Linked DNA regions of Homo sapiens: region 1 is linked to region 2. Evidence: read pairs that join two places in POLR2A ChIA-PET (ENCODE). Cell type or tissue: GM12878. All regions are shown on one strand. Each heading gives the region's core, and the rest is flanking DNA. Links, peaks and the distances in the headings are about the cores only. Region 1 has its middle 36 kb from the start of MYLIP. Region 2 overlaps LOC105374949 (a long non-coding RNA gene).

What was found. Peaks named below come from ENCODE experiments on the same cell type or tissue, not always from the same donor. Only the 100,000 strongest peaks of a DNase experiment are listed, where the experiment ranks them.
Region 1: POLR2A ChIA-PET joins it to region 2 with 11 read pairs; 2 of 35 experiments call an interaction of 5 or more read pairs at or near these places.

The regions. Positions count from the first base shown.
Region 1 is chr6:16,087,942-16,097,989 of GRCh38, reverse strand. No RefSeq gene overlaps it. Among named protein-coding and RNA genes, the nearest start is that of MYLIP, 36 kb to the left of the region's middle. In GM12878, for the core only: no CTCF peak of the experiment used is centred there; no DNase peak of the experiment used is centred there.
Region 2 is chr6:15,948,165-15,958,212 of GRCh38, reverse strand. LOC105374949 (a long non-coding RNA gene) reads left to right here. Exons shown (of 4, transcript XR_926532.3): 4 at 1,541-1,718. Among named protein-coding and RNA genes, the nearest start is that of LINC02543, 42 kb to the left of the region's middle. In GM12878, for the core only: no CTCF peak of the experiment used is centred there; a DNase peak (open chromatin) is centred at 5,508.

The DNA of each region.
Region 1 (10,048 bases), core at 1,341-9,340, 140 kb before region 2:
TCTCTGAGTCACCATGTGGAGGAGAACCACTTATCAACCAGGTGCAGACAGTTAAGTGAACAGTGAGCGAGGAACAGACTTCCCTTGTGTTAAGCCATTGAGATTTGGGGACGATTTTAAGTGGATTTTTTAATCACAATCTAGCTACTCAAAGTGTAGTTCATGAATTGGTGCTGATTCATGAACAATTTATTACTAGTCCACAACAAGAGAAGCATAGTAATTTGAGAGTAAGCATTAAGAAGCTTTTATAATAATTTGATACTACCATTATACCTAAGTATCATGAGTGGATTCATCTTGTTGAGCAGGGTATAACCGGGTTGGGTACTGATGAACTCCTGTAGTGAGTTGCATATGGCACAAGTGACATACACATGGGCAGTGACTGTGATCAGAAATTGAAAGTAAAAGCTCCCTACAACTGTGAGAGAAGCACTAGTCTGGCCTACTATAATGAATATAAGCCAGCAACTGAGACTGCTACAGGTACCCCAACTTTCTGCCTTTACCTATGTTACCATCCATTTGCTGCTAGAAACCGCTGATGCTACCCCCAAATATTTACTGAATACATATTCTCCCCATCCCCACTGCCCCAGCCTTAGCTTGGGCCCCACCCTCTCTCACAGGGATTATTGCTGATTAACTCTCTGCTGCTTCTCCTTCTCATCCAACCCCAAGATTGTCACCAGACTGATCCCTCTAAATGAAAATCTGACCGGAGCACACCCTACTTGAAACCCTTCCACAGCTTCCATTGCTTCAAAAATAACTTTGACTTCCATCTGGATATTATCTGAAATTCTAGCCTCATCTATTACTGCTTTCTGCCTTGCAAACTGTGCTCCAGTGACAGTTGAAATTTCATAAATGTGCCGTGCTGAATCATGTCTCTGTGCACTTGGGCTTGCTCTTGTCTCTGCCTAGAATCATCCTTCCTTCCCTCTAAAACCCAATGAAAAACATCTTCATTCTTTAATACCAGCTGAAGTTCCCAGAGATCTCCTTTGAGTAACTTCTCCCAAGTAGAATTAAGCCATCTTTTCTCTGTACTTCTCTTACATCTCCTTCCGTTATTTTGCTTGTCATATAGTACTTATTTTAATTTTTCCTTATCTCACCCCACAAAGCTTTATTTATATGGCACTGGGCATGGGGTCTGGCCCAACAAAACGTAATCTTTCAGTGTTGAATAAATGAATGATTGAATGAGTAAATGCAGGCAATAATGAACAACTTAACTCATCAACTGGCTTTGCTCTTGCCCTTACTCTTGCCATTTAAGCAAGCAAGGGTCTGTCTCATATTAACTTTCTTCTAATTTGTAATGTAAATGGAACAACACAGGTATCTTGTTAACATAAGAGACTTGAAAAAAGAACGGTAGCTGGAATCAGCAGCTCTTCATAAAACTTTTGTTCATACTTCCATGCTTTGGATTTATGAAGGCGTTAAGTAAGATTTTTAAATCTTCTGAAGATCTATGTTAGCACACACTCCTGCTATTAGCAAATTTCTTTCTAATATGGCTTTTGCCATTCCCTAAAAAAAAAAAAAAATCTACAATCAGGAAGAAATGAGTTGGACATCCACCAGCCTGGTGACAGCTCCCTCTGAATTCGTAACATACCATTTTTCACAAGTGTTCTATTTTGAGTACAACCTAAGCCCGCCTCCTCACCACCTTTCTAGAAATTGTTTTGCAGTCTACAAAGAAAAGAATCCTTGGACTCAAAAGTTAATAAACATACAATACAAACTCTAGTACACATTTTGAGACCAGATTCAAACATACTTTTTTTTTTTTTTTTTTGAGATGGAGTCTTGCTCTATCGTCCAAGCTGGAATGCAGTTGTGTCATCTTGGCTCACTGTAACCTCCGCCTCCTGAGTTCAAGAGATTCTTGTGCCTCAGCCTCCCAAGTAGCTGGGACTACAGGTGTGCACCCCCATGCCTGTCTAATTTTTGTATTTTTAGTAGAGATGGAGTTTCACCATGTTGGCCAGGCTGGTCTCGAACTCCTGACCTCAAGTGATCCACCCACCTCAGTTCCCAAAGTGCTGGGATTACAGGTGTGAGCCACTGCGCCGGTCTCAAATGTACATTTTGAAATCAAAGGTAATAAACAAAATGAGGTGCGTGTCTGAAAAGAGATTCAGATATACATTTTAGAAGAAAGACAGTCATGGTATTTGTTGAATAAAGGGCCTATGCCCTTGAGGGAGTAAAATATCAGAAATATTTTTGTTAACTGTTTTAAATATTTATAATATATGATATGTGTTATCAAGTTATTTTGATTACAGAGGGGCTGGTTTCCCTCATCATCGCCCTGACCCTCGGATATACAAATGCACATACTTAGTGTAGTCATCAGGCATGATTATACCTTGCCAAGGATTTTCATTATTTACCATCAATTTAAGAGACACCTAAGCGGGGTGGACAAGGAGAGAAGAGGGGAAGGAGGGCCTTCCTCATAGGAAGCAGCAAACTACAGCTGTAAGCAAAGGAAAGACTATCGAACACTGCAATGGGAACCAGTCTGGTGGTTTTCAAGTTCCTGCCAATACTCCTGATGCTGTCCGCCCAGTTCTTCCATACTTTGTTGTGGTCTTGATTCAGTCACTTGTGCATGCCACTTGCTCTCTTAGGCTGACGCTGCCAGCAGGCTTTGGAAACTATGGTTCACTCCAGACTTTCTGAGGTCTTAAACGGTATCCAAAATTTGCAGAAGAGTCAGCCCCTTCTTGTTTTTGTTTTTAAGGGTACAATGAAAAAACGTTTTAATAGTTATTTTTCACTCATTCCAACGTCAATATCTGAAGTGCAGAACATTATAAATCCAGTTGATATTGACCTCACAGATGAAAGCAAAACGTTCTAAGTACATACACTATATTTTTAGTAGTTTGTCAACCTTTTAATGGAAGCATATGTGTCAGTTTATCTTCCCGACTTGAGAGTAAAAGCCTGTTTATACCAAGGGCTGGATTATTTGGGTTTCTTTTTTTGAACATTTTAGAATACCAGCCTCATTATATTTTGATGGCAGCTTTGATGTGCTGTGGCTTGGTATCTGAAGGTCTTTGGAAGTAGTACAGGGCCAAATTACACTGAGACGCATCTTTCTCTGAGGATGGTCAAGAGAGTTTCATAGGGCACAGTCCACTGGGACCAAGGTGGTTTTTCTGGAGAATCCATGCAGCCACTCACTTGGCTGATACAGATATGTTTATGAAAGTCCAGTTTTGGTCTGGCAGCCCACACTTTTGCCAAGAAGGGACTTGGAATAGAAGTGATTGATGATGACAGCAACCTCTGCTCTAGGTGATGGAAGAAGACAGCTGGAAAGAGTTGAAACCTCCTTGAATTTTTTTCAAATTTTGGAATATTTGTATGATATATAATTAGATATCTTGGGGTTGGGACCCAAATCTAAACACAAAATTTATTTATGTTTCATACACACCTCATACACATAGCCTGAAGGTAGTTTTATATAACATCATTCATGATTTTGCATATGAAAGAAGCTTGTGTTTTGACTGCAACCTGTCCCAGGAGGTCAGGTGTGGAATTTCCCACTTGTGGTGTCATGTCATTGCTCACAAATCTTCAGATTTTGGAGCATTTTGGATTTCAGATTTTTGGATTAGGGATGTTCAACCTATAATGGCCTGTTTTTCTTACAATCGACTAATAGAGATTTAGGTGGGACGATGCCTGGAGTCTCTTCTGTGACTCCAAGGTGGGTGTTTAACATATTAACAGTTGTTTTATCAATGGCTCCTTAAATTCAAGAGAGGAATGGTCACCTGCCCTATCACCAAGATTCAAGTTGAACACACGACCTGGTCTTCTGTCTACCACCAGGAGCCTGCAGCTCCTGCTCAAGTTGGTAAGTCCCTGAGACATATACCTCTCATCTTCTAACTCTACACTTTTGAACTTGATGGGATTCTAAGAAATGTCATTTTAAAGATCTTTTGGGGCTGGGCGCGGTGGCTCACACCTGTAATCCCAGCACTTTGGGAGGCTGAGGCAGGTGGATCGCCTTAGGTCAGGAGTTCGAGACCAGCCTGGCCAACGTGGTGAAACTGTCTCTACTAAAAATACAAAAAAAAAAAAAACTTAGCTGGGTGTGGTAATGGACACCTGTAATCCCAGCTACTCGGGAAGCTAAGGCAGGAGAATTGCTTGAACCTGGGAATTGGAGGTTGCAGTGAGCCAAGATCATGCCACTGCACTCCAGCCTGGGCAACAAGAGCAAAACTTCATCTCAAAAAAAATAAATAAATAACTTTGGGGGGTAATTCAAGAATTTTTCTTAAAGTAAACCATATCTCTGTCTTTTAACTCTCTCTCTTTTTTTTTTTTTTTTTTTGAGACAGAGTCTTGCTCTGTCACCCAGGCTGGAGTGCAATGGCGTGGTCTCGGCTCACTGCAACCTCCGCCTCCTGGGTTCAAGCAATTCTCCTGCCTCAGCCTCCTGAGTAGCTGGGATTACAGGCATGCACCACCATGCCTGGCTAACTTTTGTTTTTTTAGTAGAGATGGGGTTTCACCATGTTGGTCAGGCTGGTCTCAAACTTCTGACCTCAGGTGATCCACCCACCTCGGCCTCCCAGAGTGCTGGGATTACAGGTGTGAGCCACTGCACCTGGCCCTTAACTCTCTATCTTTTTATATTCAGAGCTCCACATCTTTCAGTAATATACAATACTGCTCATTCCGCATCAGGGCTCACTTCCCTTCCTTCTCCTTCGAGGTTTTAGGGTTATCTTTGAGTCATCTGTGGTCAGCTGAGAAGAAATGAACAATTTATTCTATTTTGAAAGAGCAACATACGTTGAAATTCTGAACCCCACAACTGACATTTTGCAGCTTGTTCTCCCAATCCTAAGCTCAGAAACAGCTTCCCATCGAGCTCATACAGACCTTTTCTCCTACTGTAAGAGGGCAGGAGTAGGGGTGGGGGTGTTGGTAAATAGTGACTCTTCTCACCGAGGTGCCAGGCACTATCATTTATTAATAGCTATGTGGTGAAAAAGCATGACTTAAAAGCTAGGTGAACAAGAACAAAAATTTCTCTGCTCAATCAAAGAGTGTGTTACTGTACAGCCACTGTAGCTGCAAATAGTCCCTAATTCATAAAATGATTGTGTTTTAGAAAACTCAACATATATACATGTGTCAGTACATTGGTGTGTCTGGGGCTAACAGTGGCTTTCTCTCATGAAAAAGGATGAAAGGGAACATATGGAAGCTTACTGAATCCATAATAATATTAGCTAGCAATAGTTAACCCTTATTAATCTCTTACTCCCTGCAAGGTACAACAACTATTATTATTAGCTATTATTATCACTCCTATATTGCAGAGATAAAACCAGGGTTCAAGGGGTTAGGCAAGTCAAGGTCACAGAGCCAGTAAGTGGTAGAGACTTAAATCTGGTAGGCCCTTTGCCATTCTTCTCTACTTACTGCTGGCATAAAATGGTGAACAGGACAAGGAACACTGGCCTGAAACTGGCCTCAAACCTTGGTTTCCTGCAGGAGGGAGACTGACCGCTTTGGAAAAACAAAGCAAGAGAGGAAGTGATTTTTATTTCCTGCCGTTATGTGTACAGTAGGCATTCAGCAAGTATCTGAAGAAGTCAACTCCAGTTTTGTGCCTCTTCCTCTCTCCCAGGCAATCTCTAGCGTCAGCAAACCTAGATGACTTCTAGTCCCTGCCACAAGCAGCTCAACCACCCCAATCACCAGGCTGCCTGCCTCACCATCAAGTCCCGCTCCTAATCCTATGGAAATAACCAGGCCATTAATTCACTCAGTTCATATTTACTATACTACACGTCTACTATGTGCGTTGTTAATTCCTGGGAATGCAGCAGTAAACAAGAGACCTTGTTTCTACCCTCACTAAGCAAGAAAACAAAGATATACATAGGAATTACCATCTGTATTTTGTTCAAGAAGAGAAAGCAAACCTGGATGTTCAATAAAAAGATTAAAATTTAAGATCAGCTAAACGATGAGAGATTCATATTACAGAATATAATGCACCCATTGAAATGATTATATGGGTTGTACAGAAAAACTTACTGCCATGGAAATACATCCACATTCTATGAACTGAAAACAGTTAATACAAATAATGTATTTGGGGTAAAAATATAACAAGACATAGATAAGCACTAACAACAACAACAACAACAACAAAATAAACTAAAAGGGGTCTCACCATGCTGCCCAGGCTGGTCTTGAACTCCTGGCTTCAAGCAATCCTCTTGCTTTGGTCTCCCAAAGTGCTGGGATTACAGGCATGAACCACCATGCCCGGCTGAATTTTTTCCTTACATGGCTTTGCCTTACTTGAGATGAAAACTTTATGGGGTCATTCTACCGATAAGTCCCTTGAGTTAGCAGCACCATTTCACTGATAGGTTTACACTTACCAATTTTTCTTTCTTTCATTAGTATAACAAGCAGGTCAATAATTTCAATGTAATTAAATAACAATATTCAACAGGAATATTAGTTTGAGTGACATGTGATAACAACATTCAACAGGAATATTAGTTTGAGTGACGTGTAATGTTTTAGGTCACCAACAGTTATTAATGACAATTTCTTTTTCTTCTTTTTCTTTTAGGCTTTAGGATTCAAATAAGAAAGTCTACCTTTGCCAGAAAGCAGGGACGATGCATCCTTCTTCAAGGCCAGCCCCAAGCAGACTCTTTAGACCTGAGGTCAAACTGTAAAATGAACAATTATCTTTCCTGCTAGACAGGCTCCCCCTGAAGTCCTGCCCTACCCTAATCTCTGAGCATCTCACCTGCCCTGGACACACTGCTTTGGTAGAAGGAGCACCTCATTGTTATCAACACCCACCAGACAGCACTGCAATCTAGTTTTCCATTCATTTCAGCCTACTCTCCATATCTGTCCCATTGAGGTAGACTTATTTCTGTTCTAATGAAATTGATTCAGAAATGAATTTTTAAAATCCTGGGGGGATTAATAACTTATTTCTCTTGAACAAAGTTTTAATCTCAGTTTTTATTTATCTGTGTAAAACAAATAATTGCAATACAGATCTGTAGAACTGCTTCTGTGTGCTCCAAATATCTGGCCAGAGTTTGTCTAGTCCCTGTTAAGTTGCCAAGGAGGGAAGTCTTCCCAAGCAGGTAGGCATAGAAGCCAGCTGAAATGGCTGAGGAATGCTCTACTAAATCCATGCAGGGCCCTTTGTGCCAGGCCCTTTGTCACTCATCTGGTGTCCATCTCAGCCTCACACCTGCCTGTGGCATCTCCAAAGTCTCTGATGGGACTTTGGGTGCCTCCTTGCCGGGTCAGTCAGAGTGATCATGTTGCCTGCTCATGACATTGCCTCCAGGTTCTCAAACAACCTAGGATCCCAGTTAGTGAGCCAGCACATCCAGGATTGGCCTCTCCCAATTCCCAACATCCCAGGATCCAATATAGTTAGATAGTTATTACACCTTTATGATGTTATTTTCACTTGAGTTATCTTGAACATTGGCTTGCTCATGAGTTATTTCGCAAATGCAGAATGAACCTCAGTGTACATATCAATGTGCATGATAGGAAAGCAATACAGTATAGTTCAGAAACAACCACCATACAAAGATACTAGCATCAAGCTGTCTTCTTCTCTGATTATATAGTGATTGAATAGCTCCTAAGATCAATAGACCCAATTTGTCTCATAAAAATTACACACACACACACACACACACACACACACACACACACACACATCCTATCTGGTTTTACTTGTTTGTCTAGTTTGGGGAAGAATTTTTAATAAAGGAAAACTTTATTCTAACAGTCCACATTTGCCCATATAAGTTTCTATTTCTTATTTGGGAAAAATTGCCATTTCCAAAAATAAGTACAAAGGAGACTGATATAGATTTCCAAATACCTCCATGAATATCTTATATTCCATGTAAGGTAATTTTGAGCTCTTCCCCAGCAACAAGTTATTATGTATAAGAAGAAGACACACTGTTTATAATGTATTTTCCACCAAAGAGCTGAAAGCAGTTTACAGACATGACCTCATTTGGCTTTATAACAGTCTAAAAGACTGAAACAGACTGTATTTTTTTGATATGTTTGGGTAACAGATATTGAAGTCATCAAATTGACACCCCCACACCAAATCACTATATTACATACTATATTGGAAACAAGAATCTCTGTATGACTCCAAACTTCTGAGTTTATGTTAGCTAGCCAAGATTGCAAGTGGCTGAACATCAAACTATAGCAACAGCCAACTTAAATTACAACACACCAGTGTAAATAAAGAGGCCATGAGTAATATGCTTTGTACAGTAGCAGACACTTATACTCAGTTCGAGAGTATCACTACATTCTGCTGCATTCAAGGATAGTGATCTCATTTGGATGTCCCCTCAAAATCTCATGTTGAATTGTAATCCCCAGTGTTGGAGGTGGGGCCTGGTGGGAGGTGTTTGGGTCATCAGGGTGGATCTTCATGGCTTGGTGCTGTTCTCTTGATAGTGAGTGAATCCTTACGAGATCTGGTTGTTGTAGAGTGTGGCACCTCCTACCACTGGCTCTCTTCTCCTTGCTCTTGCTTTAGCCACGTGAAGTCCCTGCTCCCCTTTACCTTCCACCATGATTTTAAGCTTCCTGAGGCCTCTGTAGAAGCGGATGCTGGCGCCACGCTTCTGGTACACCCTGCAGACTTGTGAGCCAATCAAACCTCTTTTTTTTTTCTCTTGAAACGGAGTTTCGCTCTTGTTGCCCAGGCTGGAGTGCAATGGCGTGATCCCTGCTCACCGCAACCTCCACCTCCTGGGTTCAAACGATTCTCCTGCCTCAGCCTCCCAAGTAGCTGGGATTACAGGCATGTGCCACTACTTAGTAGAGATGGGGTTTCTCCATTTTGGTCAGGCTGGTCTTGAACTGCAGACCTCAGGTGATCTGCCCGTCTCAGCCTCCCAAAGTGCTGGGATTACAGGTGTGAGCCACCGCACCTGGCCTAAACGTCTTTCTTATAAGTTACCCAGCTCAGGTATTTCTTTATAGCAATGCAAGAACAGCCCAACATAGATATATAGAAAAACAACATTGACATTATAAAGTAATTCCTTATCTCATAAAAGGGAAGCCTACTGATTACAACCACAGAGGTGAAGTTATTAATATCTGCTTTTCTTGTTTAATGATCCTTCATATTTTGTAAGTACTTACTGAGTATCCACAACTATATCTCCTCCTGTGCCTGAATACAGAGCTGACATTACGCTGGATGGCAGTATAGCAAAAATGTGAACTCCCTTCGGGTGTTACAGATTGACTAGATGATACAGAGTCCTGGTAGTATTCAAAGGGTTTCCCCACTAGCATATGCAAACCTTATCTGCATGTGGATTACATTCAAATGTGTCCAATGCACCATCTTCATTGTATCCTGTGACTGTAGATCATGGTGGTCATGGGCACTGATTCTAATGACAGACTGCCTGGGTTCAAATTCCAGCTCTACGGTTTACCAGATGTGGGGTTTGAGCAAGTTACTTAATCTCAACTTTTTCGTCTGCAAAGTGGGGTTTTGCAGATGCAAAAACTACCTACCTACCTACCTTTTTTTTTTTCTTAACCTACCTCAGAAGGTAAATATGAGTTATTAAGTGTGAAGTGCTTACAATATAATACCTCGCACACAGTAAGTGCTACGTGAGTGTTGGCCATATTGTTCTACTCCCCCAGAGGGAGCAATGCAAGAACAGGGTGGAGTCAAGAGGCTGTTGAGAGATGCATAGCGAGACTGCAGAGAAGACAATAAATGCATGTGACAAAAAATGTGGTAAAAAAAATGAAGAAGTTTTTATCATTTTTTAAGACAATGAAAATTAGGAATGAGTTCTTCAAAGCAATGAAAATCTCAACTGAAGCTGATGAGCTTTTCCCCATAACCTAAGTAGAAAAGAGAGTCTGAACCTGGTGTGAAAATGTACATATACATAGATAGATAATAGTG
Region 2 (10,048 bases), core at 1,307-9,306:
ATATGAAGTCTGGCTTAGGGCTAAAAAATGACTACAGCTTGTTTGCAAGTTGAGAGAACCTACCTGAGAACTCTTAATATTCAAAATAAGCAATATAAATACAGAGTTCCACTATCCTTGTGCTAGTATTATGTTAACACAGTCCTGGATATTACATTTTCTAAAAGGTCATTGTTGGCTTAGAGTGATAACTTGAATGCACATGTTTATCTCTTCTCCCCCATGGACCTTGGTGTATCAAGCAGAGCTGTGTATACATATTTTTTTTTGTCCTTTTTAATGGTATACGCTGGTGTTTTCTAATCTTTTGTCAATTGGGACACACCTATTGCTGAGTTCCAGTCATCCATTTACTCATAAATTCATTCATTCACTTAACACTTGTTGAGCACCTATTTTGTGTTCTGCCTTGAGACTGTATTGATATATTAGCACATGGCCACATAGGGCATCAAGGATGAATAACAACAGTATTTATGAAGGAAGACTCTTCCTTTCCCTCTAATCACGCCTTTAACAACCCTAATCCTGGAGGCATCAGAAATAGTGGAGAGGAGATAGAGGCACAGGGAAGTAACAAACTACATTCCACTTCTTTGCTGCTGGTGCCTGGTCTGAAGGTCCAGTCTGAGCTGCAGGGGAGAGAGAAGCATTGTGTCAAGTGTAAGACTAAAACTTAAATCTCATACTAAAACAGGCATTTGAATGCCTAAAAGATTTTGGCTGATATGCTGGAAAAAAGAAAAAAACAAAAAACAAAAACCGTCTGCTGAGTTTAAAGATAGTAATGAGGAAAAAAACAACCCAAAGCTGTTTTCTGGTTGTGCCCTGTATGTTCAGCCTATTCAATGAACCTTGACTATATACAGAATAGGAGGAAGAATAAGACAATAAGACACCAGTAAGAGTGATTGGAGGAGGGGAGTGGGTGGCTGGAGTTTGACAGGGAAGGAAACACACTTGTATCTTTTGAATTCTGTACTGCATGCAGGTATTGCCTATTCAAGAACCAAATGATTTTTTTTTTAAAGGACTTAGATGAAAAGGTGGACAAAATAGAGCCTCTTCAGAGGAGAAAGCCTGGAAGGGCACAGGGTCTATTCCTCATGTTAAGAAGGAGTGGTTGATAGATTGGAAAATGTTTGCCTAGACTTGGGGGTGTGGGGATGGGAAAAATGGGTGGTAGATGGAAGGTATTTGAAGATCCACCTTAGTCTATGTTTATTTAGAAGACAGGACTGTCACAGTAGGTAGTTAGGCAGACTTGAGCAGGGCAGGAGAGGGTCCCCTGAACCAGGATTATCAGGCGACCATCAGGTGATGGTCAGGCGGTTGTTTGTTAAACTGCCTCTCTAAAATAATAATGGGTTGCAGCCAGCGTCAGGGAAAGGCAGTCTCCCAATACACAGAAAACACCTGAAACTGGTGATCAGCAGCTTCCCAATAAGATCTCAGGAGTTGAGCAAGTGGGCTTAAGCATGCACACTAAGAGGCAAAATGGAGGCGTTTACCCGGTGTATGACCTCTAGTGTTCCTCTAGGAACACTCTGCTGGTAACGGAAGAACCTCAAGTGATCATGAGCACAGCTTCAATAAACACACTGCACGTGCAGCCCCTCCCAGGTGCTGGCAGGCCACCGGGCACACGGACAGCCCACCCCAAGGGAAGAATCAGGAGAGAAGTAATGCAACCCCCTGGAAGCATGCCAATGTATACAACCCCAAGTCAAAGGTCAAATCGTCATGCACTTGAATCTCTCAAGTCGCCCACTTGGCTCTCTTCCAAGTGTACTTTACTTCGTTTTGTTCCTGCTGTAAACTTTTTAGTAAACTTCCACTCCTGCTCTCAAACTTGCCTCCGTCTCTCCCTCTGCCTTATGCCCCTTGTTGAATTATTTCTTCTGAAGAGGCAAGAATTGAGGTTGCTGCATACTCGTATGATTTGCTGCTGCTAACAGGACTAAGATCAAAGAGAAGACACCATAGAGTTGTAAATATTGAGTCAATTTCACTTTCCTTTTTAGGTATGAGCTTCCATCATGGAGGGATTAATGACAAGAGGTTCTATTAAGTTTGCCCCTTTGAGTGGAAAGTAGCCTAAACTACTAAAGTCACTTTCAACCTCATTCAATGACAGTGGGGTTTCAACTCGGTATACACATGAGCCTCAGGTCTTTTTGATGTTAACATCTGCTTAACACTGTCTTCCTAAATCCCCACTGTCCATTCTAGTGACTGCTCAGGTTCAGTAATCGCGGCAAAAGGGACAGAGGAAGAAAGGGAATAGTGGGACGATTCTAACACACCAACTCCAGTCAGCTAGTTGCGCTCACTCAGAACCAAGGAAGTCTGAAGGAATTCCATGTGCTGCTACATACACTAAGGAGGAGGAATCCATGTCTATCAAGGACTGTGAAGGGTCTGAGATTTTACCCTGTTTGCAAGCTAACAAGTGAGCCTGCCACAGTTTCATTGATGCTGGCAGAAGACATGAGACTCCTAGGTTAGAGATAAAGGACTTTATCACTCATGGCCACAGTGGTTTCCCTTGCCTCTTAAGTCCCGTGAGGGCAATGCGGAGGCAGGCCCAGGTGGATGGGTGTTGTACACATAGTGGGTCTGAGAAAACTCAAGCAGAAGTCCTCAAACTTATAAGGGGGAGGCCGTAGTAAACTTACCCAACCTTTGTCCCAGAGAGATATGTTATCCATTTTATCATAGTCAGAAAACCAATCTGTCCTCTTCCCTGGAGAGACGTATATCTTCTGTGGCTCTTTGCTCTATAAACATCCTTGGAAAGATAGTCTGGGATAGAATCTATCACAAGATACGTAGAAGCACCATAGAGAATTGCCCCAACAGTGTCTCCTTGTATGGGTGAAGTTCTGGACTAATCTATTTGTGTCGTGGTTGGATGTAGAACTGCCAGCTGGCTACACAAGTCTAAGCTCCAGTTAATATTTTTTGGACCAAGGAAGCAAAGAAAGGCCTCAGGTTTGGACGAACCTGGATTAGAATCTTAGCTCTGTCATTTAACAGATAAGTTATTTGCTTAGTGTCTCTGATCCTCGGTGTTCTAATTTGTAAAATCAAGCCAATGATACTTACCTCATAGTGCTGCCATAAGGATTAAAATATATTATATGCGCAACTGAATACAGGTTAGTTCACCACCTAATATTCTTTGATTTTTACTTTGAAAAAATAACATTTTGGGGCCTGGGCATGGTGGCTCATGCCTGTAATCCCAGCACTTTGGGAGGCTGAGGCAGGCAGAGCACTTGAGGCGAGTAGTTCAAGACTGGTCTGGGCAACATGGTGAAAATCTGTCTCTACAAAAAAAACACAAAAATTAGCTGGGTGTGGTGGTGTGCACCTGTAGTCCCAGCTACTCAGGAGGCTGAAGCACTCCAGCCTGAGTAACAGAGCAAGACTCTGCTTCAAAAAAAAATTAAAAAATAACATTTTGGATCCCCAAATTGTAAGAGACTTATAAAGACATGTACAAAGTCAGCTGTCTTTTCCTGTGATTTGGTCCTGTATATTGAAGGAAAGGACAGGAGATGACAATCTTTGAGCTTCCCTAATACAAAAATACTCATTTGTGTCTCTCAGTAACTCTTGGGTCAAAAGATTTTAGATGCTCAAATTTAAGTAACTCTCCAGATGGGAGAACATGTCATCTTTGCTTTCACTTCTCTTGGCTCAGATTGCTGCTGATCACCCTCTTCTCTCTGCCTGGCTTCCCATCCTCCAGTGTTGACACAAACCCTGCTTAATTAGAGTAAATTTAGGTTCTCTACCCCCAATTCTACACAATAAACACCCCAACCTATGGTATCATAGATTTTCCTCAGGAACTTTAACTCAGTATCTCTCTAATTAAACCTGTTTGGGCCACATTTTTTTTTTTTCTGGCAGCTCTAAGCTTGATAGATGAAGAGACAGCAGAAGACTAGAAAGTTGTACCCTGTAAGACAATGCTAAAGCAGATGACTTAATTAGAGGAAACCAAATAATTTGCCTCCACTGCTTCATATGGCTATTCATAAGATTGCTTTGTTGGTTCCCAGACCAGAAATAAGCATAGAGACCCAGGTGTGTCATCTGTGTTTTTTCATCCCAGGTGAGCCAGGAATAACCATGTTATTTCTGACAGTCATCAAAAGAGAAATTTGGGTTTTGCTGCAGATAAGAAAATAAGAGGCAACAGCTCACAGTGGAAGTATCCCAGCAGATTAAAAAAAATAATATTACAGCCTTGTCATCCAGACTGGTTCTCAATTTTATCATGCCTGAGAATTACCTAAGACTTGTTAAAATCAATTGCCGGGGACTATCCTCACAGTCTCTGATTCAGTAGGTCCAGGATGGGCCCTGAGAATGTGCATTTCTAACAAGTTGCCAGGTGATGCTGATGCAGCTAGTTCCGAGTCCACACCTTGAGAATCAGTACTCTAAAGCAGTGATTCTCAGCCCTGGCTATATGTTATAATGCCCCGGGGGAGATTTCAGAAAGCATTTCCTGGTTCCCACCCCCAGAGATCCTGACCTAATTGAATGGGGGTTGGGCCTGAGCATCTGGATTCTTAAAAGCTTCCCAGCTGATTTAATATGATACCAGGGTTGAGAGCCACAGTATGTCTAGAAGTTTCCCAGGTATACATGCTCTTCTTCCATTCCCAGCTTGGCAACTCAGGAGGAAGATGATGGATATAAACAAGGCATTATTACAAGCCTTGCTGGATGTAAACAAGTCACGTGAAAGTCAACTGAAAAGTAAAGAAAGAATATCTGCTCTGCTTGGTATTTCCTGCTGGTTAGGGCTGATGACAGCTCCAGCTCACAGTGACCCAGTTTGGAATGCTGGGCTCCTGAGCAAAACATCTCCCCCAGAGTCTTCTTTAATTATAAAATAATCAACTCCATATTCCCTCCTTACTTTAACAGAGGGGCTCATTGTGTGGATTTCTGCCCAGTGAGGGGAGGAAATAGCAAGCTGCTCCCAGGAACAGTGACTCTTTTGGGGCCCTTGAAGGGAAGGCAAGGCACCAGTTGGCCAGGACTCATTTACAGAGGGTCTCTTTATTAGTAGTAGTATGAAAAAAGAAATCCTCTACAAAAGAACAATATTTTCTCAAGTTTTAAGTTACTTGTCCTCAGCATGTGGGTTAAAGTTGAGAAAGTTTAGCCCAATGGTTCTCAACCCTCACTGCAGAATAGAATCGCCAGGGACATTTACAAAAACAGCCTGTCTCCACCAGGGTGACTAGCTAGTCCCAGATTCCTGGAATCTTCTGTGTTTTAGCACCGAAAGTCCTACATCCTGGAAACTTCTCAGTCCTGGGCATATAGGGACAGTTGGTCACCATGCCCTATCCAAAACAATTAAATCACAACCTCTGGGTTGTCAGTCCTGGACATCAGAATGTTCAAAAGGTAGCCATGCTCCCCAGGGGATTGTAATGTGCAGCCGAGGTTGAGAACTAGTGGTTTTTTAATTAAATGAAGTGGTGTGCAGTGCAGTGTTTTGGTGCTTTCTGGAGTTCTGATAACATCTGTATATGTTGGAGGTGTGTGTGTGTGTGTACCGTGGTGCTTTCAAGTGGAGGGGAAATGGGCTTCGCCCAGGTGGATGTGATTTCAGGGTCATTTTCTCAGGACTGTTTAAACAATTGTGACATTTCAAGTCTCACAGAGGCTGTGTCTTTAGCAACCACATTATGATCATTTGAAAATGTTTGACCCTCGTGGAGCGTGGTGCTAACAGGTTCACAGGCGTAACTCACTAAGCACTTCAAAAGTGGTCAGCAGTGGGAGTGGCCAGTAATCTCAGTCCTGTTTGAAGGCAGAGTAGAGGTTACCCTGATACTCACAGTCTTTTATAAGGAAAAACCATTTTCCACTTTCATGCAGATTTAAAAAGTGGTAATAAGCTGTGTTTAAAAAAAAATCTAAACTAAAAACAAATAAAACTACAGAGACAGTCAAGTGGGAAAAAAAAATGTAGCCCACAAGATGGTAGATGGTGCTCTTTCAGGGATAATTGCAGAAATGTTCTCTTACAAACCAATAATTTGATTCCCACTGGAGCAAACCAGGAGGCCTCAGCCAGGACAACTTTTCCTCAATGTAAGAAATGTCTAATTCCTGCAAAAGTAGACTATTTGCCTAATTGGTGTGTGGGCAACTTGTGTAATAGTGTGTTGCATCCTCTTGTCCAGAATAGGCTGGACATACCCCACATCAGCTCCCCTCTGGAAACTCAAGTCAACACGACCATGGGGCAGCAAAAGTGCAGGCAGTCAGCACCTAGACAGGAGAGCTTGGAAAAGAAGACTCTGCCTCCAGGAGTTTAACACACAAATGTCCAAAGAACAGCTGGCCAACCAGAAAGGCCAAGCAAATGAAGGCTTCTGGTGGTTTCTTCCTCTCTGATTAATTACAAAAGTAAGCATTTTTATGGAGGAAAGTGAAAAATGAATTTTAATTGGCGGGGGTGGGGGGCGCTATGCAACTCCCAAGAGCTTAATTTAAAAAAATAGTTGACACCTGCCTCTTATGCTTTGGTATCTCAGTTTGAGATGCTAAAACTTGGCAGGTGTATTAGCCTGTTCTCACACTGCTATCAGGAACTACCTGAGACTTGGTAATTTATGAAGAAAAAATATTTAATTGACTCACAGTTCCACAGGCTTAACAGGAAGCATGACAGGAAGGCCTCAGGTAACTTGCAATCATGGCAGAAGGTGAAAAGGAAGCAAGCACCTTTTTCACGTGGTGGCAGGAGACAGAGCAAAGGGGGAAGTGCCACACACTTTTAAACCATCATATCTCATGAGAATTCACTCACTGTCAGGAGAACAGAAAGGGGGAAATCCATCCTCATGATCCAATCACCTCCTAGTAGGCCCTTCCTCTAATTCAACATGAGATTTGGGCAGTGACACAAATCCAAACCATATCAGGAGGACAGCATGGCATAGTAAAATTAGCAATGAACTTGGACATTGAAGATTGAGAAGGGACTTCCTCAGAAGGTCACGTGACCTCTTTGAGCCTTCATTGTTTCATCTAGAGCAAAGAGGTGTCAACGGGGCTCACTGACCCCATGTTTGTCAAGTTAGGTCCAATCTTGGCAGAAAGGGATGCCACAATCTACCAGCCATGAAACACAGTGTGGTGATTAAGAACACAGACACTAGAGCCAGACCATGTGAGCTAGAGTCCCAGCACACCACTTAATAGCTGTGTGACCGCAGGCACATTGCTTAACCTCTTTATGCCTCAGTTTCCTGATCTGAAAATAGAGACAATAACTCTACCCACCTCATGGTGCTGTTGTGAGGATTAAATGAGAGAATGCCTTGAAACTGCTTACAACAAAGCCTAACATATAGGCATGCCCCATTAGTGTTGTGTTATTATCAATTATAGTTATTTGGCTTATTCAGAATACTACAGAAAAGGAGCTAGATCCTGGAACGTCTTGGAAGCCATGGAAAGGATGATGGAGAGAATCGAAGTTAGTTGTAGGGAGCAAGGTTTTTCCTAGGAGAAACTGTCCAAAAATGTGCCACCCTGAGTACCTCTGTCTTAATCAGTTTTATATTGCTGTGAAGGAATACCTGAGACTGGGGAATTTGTGAAAAAGAGATTGACTTGGTTTACAGTTCTGCGGGCTGTACAAGAAACAGGTGCCAGCATCTGCTCCTGGTGAAGGCCCCAGGCTGCTTTCACTCATCGTGGAAGGTGAACAGGAGCCAGAGCTGGCTTGTGCAGAGATCATATGGTGAGAGAGGAAGCAAGGGAGAGCCAGGGGCTGGGGTAGGCTTTTTTTTTTTTTTTTTTTTTTAATAACCAGCTGCCGAGGGAACTAACAGAGCAAGAACTCACTACCTTGAGAACAGCACCAAGTCATTCATAAGGGATCCACACCTTGACCCAAACACCTCCTGTTAGGCCCCACCTCCAACAATGGGGATCAAATTTCAACATGAGGTTTGGAGGGGAAAAATATTCCAAGTATAGCATCCTCCCAGCAAGTGCATAAAATTCAATATGTGCAAAGCAAATGCATGATCTTTTTTATTCTTTTGGTGTCTGTTCCCACTGATCATCCTACTTGTAATGTACTTAAAACAGTGCATGGAACATAGAAAGCTGTCAGTAAATCAGCTGCTATGGTTGGGGTGGTGGTTGCTTTTAATATTAATATTAATAACTAGGATCATCCCTAGTCTGGCTAAGAAATAACACCCAACAATAAAGAGCAAATTAGATGATATGGGTGAAAGTGCTTTGCAAATAGGAAGCATTTTACAAAGATAAGGTATTATTATCTCCCTGCCTCAGTGAAAGTGATTAATTAGACAAATATTTGTAAAGTACAAACCACATGCTCTATTTTGTGCAGAAGAAATTGACGTGATCAGTGTTACCTTATCTGAACTTGATTCTAACAGACTCTTTCAGTCTAGAGAAGAATGACTGGCAGCAGCTTTCCTCAAGGCTGAGAGATTTTAACCTGCCTGGAGTTTGTGACGTCTGTTGTGATCCCGACAATTAACCATTGTAATGTTCACTGAATCAGGCAGTTGACACGGCCCTCTTCTTAACAGCCTGTTTAAATATTTAGAAAGGAGAACAATGAAACCTGAGAAGTGTGAGGACCTGCTTGGTTTATGATCAGCCCAATGTAAACATGAGTCTGGTGCAGGAGAGCCCCAGGAGGCAGGTCTCCAAGGTCCCCCAGCCTATGGGACGACTCCAGGCTCAGCTTTGCACCAAGCAGACACTTGACACTATGCCAGACGCTATCTAGGCAGCTCCTTAAGCTGAGTAATGAGACTTGGTTTTTTGGGGACCTTTAATTACCAGTTTAATGTACAAACACATTTCTCTCCAGAGATGTTCATTCAGGCACAGGCTTTGTTCAAAAGGAAAAGCAAGTTGCTTCCTTTCCCTGGCTGAGAAGACACGGATCCAGGGTGATATTTATCTAGGATTGGTGAAACCCACCCTCCTCCAGCTCTGACACACTCACAGAGTACTCACATTCTTACTCTCTCACCCAAGAACTCATTAAGTCTCTGATAATGTCTGCGGGGTGACTCTCCCCTTGTTTCATCTTTATTCTACCTATATGATGTAAATAATAACTGTGTTTAGAACATTGTTCGGGGCACTATGATGATTTACAAAGCAAGAAAACATGGATTCATCACTTTCCAGGAGCACGGGGTCTAATATAGAAAGTGAAAAAAAGTCTAATATAGGAAGAAGTAACGTAGTCCAACTGCCTGAACATGTTTCTATTTGTTCTTAAAAGGTTTTCTTGCAAAAGATAATGGAAAGGGGCAGAAATAATCATACTACTAGTAGTTATCATTGATTGCATACCATTTTCCAGATACTGTGCTGGGTCTTCTTCCTAAAGTCTCTTTAAATCCTCACAAAGACCCACAGAGTAGGAGCTATTTATCACCATTCCCATTCAGTGATAGTTTTCCTAAGATGAGTTAGTAAGTGGTGGAGCTGGACTGTAACCCTAATGGGAAGACTTTATCTCTATGCTCTACTCTCTCAGTTTCTTGACATATATTCATTAGTTCATTTGACAAACTTTTGAATGAAATTTGAATGTGTCAAAGCATTAGGGCTAAAATATGAGAAAAGGCAAAATTTTAAAAATACACGGGCCGTGGTGGCACACACCTGTAATCCCAGTACTTTGGGAGGCCAACGTGGGTGGATCATCTGAAGTCAAGAGTTCAACACCAGCCTGGCCAACATGGTGAAACCCTGTTTCTACCAAAAATATAAAAATTAGCCGAGTGGTAGTAGTGCCTACCTGTAATCCTAGCTACTCGGGAGGCTGAGGCAGGAGAATCGCTTGAGCCTGGGAGGTGGAGGTTTCAGTGAGCCGAGATCATGCTGCTGCACTTCAGTCTGGGTGACAGATTGAGACTCTGTCTCAAAAAAAAAAAAAAAAAGAAAAGAAAAGAAAAGAAAAAAAAGCTAGTCCTGCTCTTTTGGAGCTTCCGTT